Regions from separate parts of the Mus musculus genome. Here region 2 is linked to region 1. The links are chromatin contacts, found by Hi-C or POLR2A ChIA-PET in ENCODE. All regions are on one chromosome and are shown on one strand. Each heading gives the region's core, a stretch centred on a gene start or an enhancer-like site at or near the end of the contact. The rest is flanking DNA. Distances are from core to core; before and after follow the strand shown. Region 1 has its middle 31 kb from the start of Cep19. Region 2 holds the start of Bex6 (brain expressed family member 6).

Region 1 (3,513 bases), core at 823-3,322:
CCGTGCTGAGGCATCCCTTCCCCCTGAGGGACCAGCCATATACTATTCTATAGTATAGATAGAATAGAGTTTATTTAAAGCATGGGAAGGGGAAGTGAGAAGAGAGTAAACACAGAGAGACAGAAAGAGAGGGGTGGAAGAGAGGCAGTCCAGGAACACATGAAGAAAGAGGGATCAGGGAGAGAGGAGGGAGGAGTCAGGGAGAGAAGAGAGTCAGAAAGAGAAGGAGCAGAGGGAGTGTGAAGGAGCCGAACAGCCCCCTTTATAGCAAGCCAGGCCTACCCGGCTGTTGCCAGGTAACTGTTGGACGGAGCCTAGAAGGAATGCCAACTGTAAAGGTATCTGGAGCAAAAATATTCATCAACAGACAAAGGGAAAGCAAAAGACATAAAACTATTTTTTTTAAAGATTTATTTATTTATTATATGTAAGTACACTGTAGCTGTCCTCAGATAATCCAGAAGAAGGCATCAGATTTCGTTACGGATGGTTGTAAGCCACCATGTGGTTGCTGGGATTTGAACTTGGGACCTTTGGAAGAGCAGTCGGCGCTCTTAACCACTGAGCCATCTCGCCAGCCCCCATAAAACTATTTTTTAAAAAGCACTTTTTTTTTTTTTAAGATTTATTTTATTTTATTTTATTTATTACATGTAAGTACACTGTAGCTGTCTTCAGACCCTCCAGAAGAGGGAGTCAGATCTCATTACGGATGGTTGTGAGCCACCATGTGGTTGCTGGGATTTGAACTTCGGACCTTCGGGTGCTCTTACCCACTGAGCCATCTCACCAGCCCAGCACTTTCTTTTTAACGAGGACACTACTGTTGTTCACAGCAACCTGACACCACAGTGTGGTGGTCTCGAGTGTCCCAAGGTGCTCTCTGAGGGCTTTTCGCACAAAGATCTCACTGTTCCACAGAGTCCGTGATGACGGTGAAGTTGGAATGCAGCGGGAAATTCAGGAGACTGAGTTCAAACCAGGAGACTCCATTAAACTAACAGCAACTTTAAAAACTCCCCACTAGCCATCTCACCTTCCATCACCACTAACAGTTCTCACACTTATTCTGTACTAATGTTTTATATAATTCCACTTCATCTGAGGGAAACACTGGGCTGAGAACAGATAAGATTTGCAGAAGATCACATGGGATTAAGGTCAAGATGTTATCAGTGTGCTACAGAAAGCCATCTCAGCACCCTACCATCTCTATCAAGTATATCAAACTGTCGGCCCTGGATATCAAAACAGTGGCCCCTGAAAAACACACGTTTACTGATTAAATGCCAAATAAGGAGAAGGTTCATATGGGGCAGAGGTAAGGAGGCTCAGAGTAGCAGTTGTCACCTATTGCAACTGGGACTCCAGAGGCATCATCACAACGTGGGGACAGCCTGGAGGGTGTTTATAGGCACTCCGTCTTTCCATTTCTTTATCTCTCTGCTTGTTTGTTTGTTTGAGATGGTGGTCCCACATAACCCAGGTTGGCTTCAAACTCCTCTCTGATCTTCCCTAACTCCTGCCTCTTAAATGCTGGGATTACAGCTAGTGACACCACGGACAGCATTGGCCTCCTCCATTTTAAAAACATGTGTAATTTGTGTGTGTGTGTGCGTGCACCAGGGAATTTGTGTGGAAGTCAGAGGTTGGTTTGTGGAGTTTGTCTCCTCCTCTTGTTGTGGGCTCCAGTTTGTTGTCAAGTTTGCTGGCAAGCACGTGACCCATAAACTGAACCATCCAACCAATCCCTTAAAGTCTAACGCGAGTGCCGGGATTATAAACATCAAACCAATTTTCAGTGGGGTTAAAGTTGGCTTGAGTGTGATCGCGGCCCAAACCCATGGCTCTGAGGCTCTTGGGGGTGGGGTGGGGCCAGTATGGGAGGGCATAGAGGAGGTACGTGGCTATAGTGGGGGTAGGGTGGGCGGAGAGGGCCATGCTTTCTAGAGGGTGTGAGCATTTCTCCTTCCGGCTGGTGTTTTCGATGTGGTAAGCACATCCCTTCTACGGAAGCCCTGGAGAGGAAACCTGGCACTTCCTGTTCTTACCAGTGCTGCGGCAAACTGCAACGGTAAGGGAAGAAACACGGGGGAAGGAGGAAGAGGAAAGCTCTGGCCAGGTCAAGATGCCAGGCTCCAGAAGCACACAGCTGGTTCTTTTCCAGGAGACTTAGAGAACAGGTCACCGTCCCTATGCCAGAGCCTCTGGTCAGTCGGGAACCAGATGATAATTTCTCCACATTGAAAAGCAGCCAAACGGACCACACAGTTGAAGAACTTAAGAATGAAAGTATACAGCAAGGGCGAGACTGTCAAAGAAATCTGCGTAGCCTCGATGTTCCCCCTCCCCCTTTCCATTCTACCTCCAACGCCATGCAGAGTTGGGCAGGATCATTTTAATATCAGATTCTGCTTCTCAACCTTGGAAGGAAACGTCTCTGCTTCCATGAGCTGTTTCATAGGATTTAGCAGGACAGCATCCTGACCGCTGGACGCGGGTCCACAGGTGCTGCTGACGAGTGACAGAGTATTTAGATGTTGTTTTTATCTTGAGAACCAAACCAAATACCTTTCTTTCTCACGGCATTGCTATCCTGTCCCTTTCAGAAGAGCCTGTCCATGTGTAGCTTTTCTCTGAGATTTTAACTTTTAGAACCCACCTTTGTCCCCGCTAAGATGTTGGCGGGCCACATGCCTGGCCCCTGCTCCCCTCTTAACACCATGGGAGACCTTTCACACCGGGGGCCACTGCTCTTAACATTTTGGGTGTGCGAAACACTTCACGCTTGCTTTCAGGCCAACCCTGACTTTCTTGAACTAGATCTTGAGTAGTATCAACTTCCTCTAGTTCCTGTTTCAGGGAGTAGAGCATCTTTTCTCTGAAGAGAGACAGCAAAATGAAAATCCGGCTTCGATGTTAATGCTTGATTAGAGAAGAAAACGCCACATAGATTTCTAACTTTTTAGAAGCATAAAGTTTTGCCTTCCTGCCCCCTCACCCAGGCACCCTGAGGTTTTACCTCTCTCTTTTTTAAAAGGGATTCCCCCCCACCCCCAAATAGGGTTTCTCTGTGTAGCCCTGGCTGTCCTGAACTTATTCTGTAGAACAAGCTGGCCTTAAATGCAGAGATCCATCTGCCTCTGCCTCCAGGATGCTGGGATTAAAGGAGTGCGCCATCATGACTGGCTAAGGGGATATATATATATATATATATATTTTTTTTAAAGATTTATTTATTTATTTATTTATTTATTTATTTATTATATGTAAGTACACTGTAGCTGTCTTCAGACACTCCAGAAGAGGGCATCAGATTTCATTTCGGATGGTTGTGAGCCACCATGTGGTTGCTGGAATTTGAACTCTGGACCTTCGGAAGAGCAGTCGGTGCTCTTAACCACTGAGCCATCTTGCCAGCCCGGGATTTATATTTTTTATTAAGATTTTAAGTTTTGGATATTGATTGATTGAGTGTGTGAGTGTTGGTGTTTGAGTGCCATGTAGGTGTGA
Region 2 (3,823 bases), core at 1,251-3,750, 50 kb before region 1:
CAAAAGCCTTAGTGAAAACAATTTTTAAATCTTTACACAATTTTTTCCCCATATCTTATAATTAAGACATGGAGGGTACAGGACTCTTCTTGCTGGCTGCTTAGTTATATCCGGTAGTTTTTAATGTTTCAATCAAATGTAATTCATACACCATAGAAGGCATCCATTTAAGGTATCCTGGGCAGCATTCTTCTCAGTGTATTCACAGAGTGGTGAAACTATCACTACTTGAGAATGCGCCCAAGATCTCACAATGAAACGCCACAGTCATCAGCACCAACTCCAGTTTTCACCAAGCTAACCCTAGGTGACCACAGAGTTTTCTGTTTCTGTTCACCTATTCTGGCTGTTTCAGACGCAAGCATGCATTCTTTTGTCTCTGCCTCCTTTCATTCACTGTAATGGTTTAAATTTGTCCCATTGCAGTCTGTATCAGTACTCTGTGCTTTGTATGTGTCTATGTGCACAGTGTTTGCACATGCATGTGTGCGCTGTGCATGTGTGCAGGGGCCAGTTGTGGTATTTTCCTCAGTCTTTCTCCATTTTATATTTTGAGACATGGTCTCTCACTGATCCTGGAACAAACTCCACAGTTCAGCCAGGTTGGCCAGAGGGCCGGAGATCCGGCTCTGCCTTTCTTGCACCAGAATTACCGCTCCACAGTGCCTTGCTTTCATTTGGGTATCAGGGATCTGAACAGAGACCTCACGCCTGCACAGCAAACGCTCTTACTGAGCCACCTGCCCAGTCCTCACTCTGTCCTTTTAATGGTGAGCTGTTATCCTATCGAGTGCACATACAATTGGCCCTGTGTGTTTAAGGATTCCGCATCCACAGATTCAACCACTCATGGATGGAAAAAATATTTTTGGGTTTTTTTTTGTTTGTTTGTTTTGTTTTTTTGTTTTTCGAGACAGGGTTTCTCTGTGTAGCCCTGGCTGTCCTGGAACTCACTCTGTAGACCAGGCTGGCCTCGAAATCAGAAATCCGCCTGCCTCTGCCTCCTGAGTGTTGGGATTAAAGGCGTGCACCACCACACCCGGCTATTTTTGTTATTTTTATAAACATTTAATTATGAGGCCAGGGCTCACCAGGGCTCACCAGGTAAAAACATTTACTGCACAATCCTGATGACCTCCGCTTGATCCCTGGAACCCAAGTAAATTGGGAGGAGAGAACAGACTTTGCAGAGTCTTCTGACCTCCACACTTATGCTTTGGCATACATACTGTTCCCAGCACACACACACACACACACACACACACACACACACACACAGACACACACAGACACACACACAGACACACACAGACACACACAGACACACACAGACACACACACACACAGACACACACAGACACACACAGACACACACACAGACACACACAGACACACACACACACACACACAGACACACACAGACACACACACAGACACACACAGACACACACAGACACACATACACACACACACACACCACATACAGAGACACTAATAAAATAAAAGCACAGACACACAATCCCTAAAAATTTTTTTTAATTAAAAATATTTTAATTAAAAAATAGCATACAAAGTAATGGGTGCCATTGTGACCCTGTGTAATTGTGACATTGTTTATATAATTAATTACGATACTATATGTGTGTAATTGTGACACTGTGTTGTAATTGTGACACTGTGAATGAGTGTAATTGCGACATTGTGTGTATGTTACTGTGACATTGAGTGTGTAATTATGACACTGTATGTAATTGTCATGCTGTATATGCAATTGTGACATTGCGTGTATGTGATTGTGATATTGAGTGTGTGTGTAACTGTGACATTGTGTGTGTGTGTAATTGTACTTGGTTCTTATCCACCCCTTGTCACCTATGCCTTGTCTTTGTCCTCTTCTCCAAGAGTCTGGCTGCTTTCATGTCACAGATTTTTCTATCACCCTCTTTTGTCCCCTCCCCCATCTTGCATTCCCCTTTATGCTTTCAAGCTACACACACACACACACACACACACACACACACAAATTTAAGTTGAGAGTCCACATATGCATGAGCATGTGATATTTGACTTTCTGAGTCTGAATTATTTCACTTAACATAGCAATATTTCATTCAGTCCATTCCTTGTGCAAAATGCTATAATTTTGTTCTTTATTGCTCAACAGACTTCCATTGTGTGTATATCACTTTTAAAAATTGCCTCACCTGGGCTGGAGAGATGGCTCAGTGGTTAAGAGCACTGACTGCTCTTGTGAAGGTCCTGAGTTCAAATCCCAGCAACCACATGGTGACTCACAGCCATCCATAATGGAATCTGATGTCCTCTTCTGGTGTGTCTGAAGTCAGTTACAGTGTACTTAGATATACTAAATAAATCTTTAAAAAAAAAATTGTCTCACCTGTTGAACCTCCAAGCTGACTGCATATCTTGGCTATTGTCGGTATGGCATCAGTAAGCATGAACCGACAAGTGTCTCTGGGGTAAGTGTGTGGATTTAGATTCCTTTGGCTGTAAACTCAGAAGTGGTATAGCTGGGTAGTGGTATAACTGGTAGTTCTATTTTTAGATTTTTTTTTTTTGAGGAAACACCACATTGGTCTCCACAGAGGCTGCACCAGTTTACATCCCCACTAGCTCTGTCTAAAGGTTCCTCCTTCCCCAAGCCCTTACTAACATGGGCACATGCCTATAACAGCAGCACTTGGAAGGTACAGGCTAGAAGACTGCTCAATGTTATGCTCGGCTGTTCGGCAAACTTGAGGCCAGCCTGGGCTATAAGAAGCTGTTTAGCTGGACGGTGGTGGCACACGCCTTTAATCCCAGCACTTGAGAGACAGATGCAGGAGGATCACTGAGTTTGAGGCCAGCCCTGTCTACAGAGTGAGTTTCAGGACAGTCAGGGCTACAAAGGCTACAAGGGCTGAGAAATTCTGTCTCTAACAAAACAAAAACATTTTAGAAAACTGTCCTAAAGCAAAATAAAATAAGAAATTATGTCTGACAAAGTATGATGATACATATTTATGAAAATGCCATTATGAAACATATCATATTGTCTACTAAAGTAAAAAATAATTTAAAAATATACTCACTAAGGTTAGATTCTTTTTCTTGCCACATCCCTAAGAATACAGTGTATTAGGCATAGTACAGAAGTATAAAATAGAACAGTATAGGGTAGTTTTAGAACAGAATAGTATAGAAGTATTAGAATGTTTTAGAAATGATTTAAAGTCCACAGGAGGGGCTGGTGAGTCCGTTCAGTGGGTAGAGGTGTTTGCTGCCAAGCCTGATAATCCAGTTCAAGCCCCGGAATTCAAAGAGTAGGCTATAACTGACTCTTGCAAGTTGTCTTCTGACCTACAAACACATGTCTGTGCACACATAATAAATGCAATTTAAACATCTAAAAACATGTGGGCGCCAGTTCTTTCCTTCTACCATACTGGCCACCACAGCACCATTTTCTAAGAGGAACTTGACCTTCCGAGGATGCTGATGCCTTGAAGTGAATCATCTGAAGAGGTAGAGGGATGATTGAACAGCCAACAATCATTTGTTTCCATGCACTGAATAAGCACGAATTTCTGTCACCCGGGAATGGAACCTGGCAGGCAGCAGAGAACTGGGCAGAGCACAGAGTTTATGTGTGGTTTCTTAGTGGGCAAAGCTTTCCAGGGTGGTCTGGAATCCGAGGGATTATGTAGCCTGATCTTTGGGGCAAGCTCAGGGATTGGTGGGATGTTTTTCTTGTTAGGGCAGGGCCTGCCCTCTCTCCGGCTTTGGTACTGGGAATGATTGCAGTTTCAAAATGATGGTCTGG

The links. Hi-C counts contacts between places; a loop is a spot of excess contacts on that map. ChIA-PET counts read pairs that join two places held with the same protein, here RNA polymerase II (POLR2A).
Region 2: a loop to region 1 is called in a map of heart, with 3 times the contacts of the local background. The contact joins the promoter of Bex6 here to the enhancer-like site in region 1. A Hi-C loop is called at or near these places in 6 of 37 maps with a recorded cell type or tissue (CH12.LX, T-helper 1 cell, T-helper 2 cell and 1 more). POLR2A ChIA-PET finds 5 or more read pairs at or near these places in 3 of 5 experiments (all embryonic stem cell).

The regions. Positions count from the first base shown.
Region 1 is chr16:32,128,855-32,132,367 of GRCm38, reverse strand. No RefSeq gene overlaps it. Among named protein-coding and RNA genes, the nearest start is that of Cep19, 31 kb to the right of the region's middle. Within about 2 kb of position 2,072, at least 1 of the 3 ENCODE cell types and tissues checked has a DNase peak (open chromatin) inside an H3K27ac peak, as active enhancers do; it is heart, where a contact is called at or near this core.
Region 2 is chr16:32,178,477-32,182,299 of GRCm38, reverse strand. Bex6 (brain expressed family member 6) reads right to left here and starts at 2,500. Exons shown (of 3, transcript NM_001033539.2): 1 at 2,399-2,500.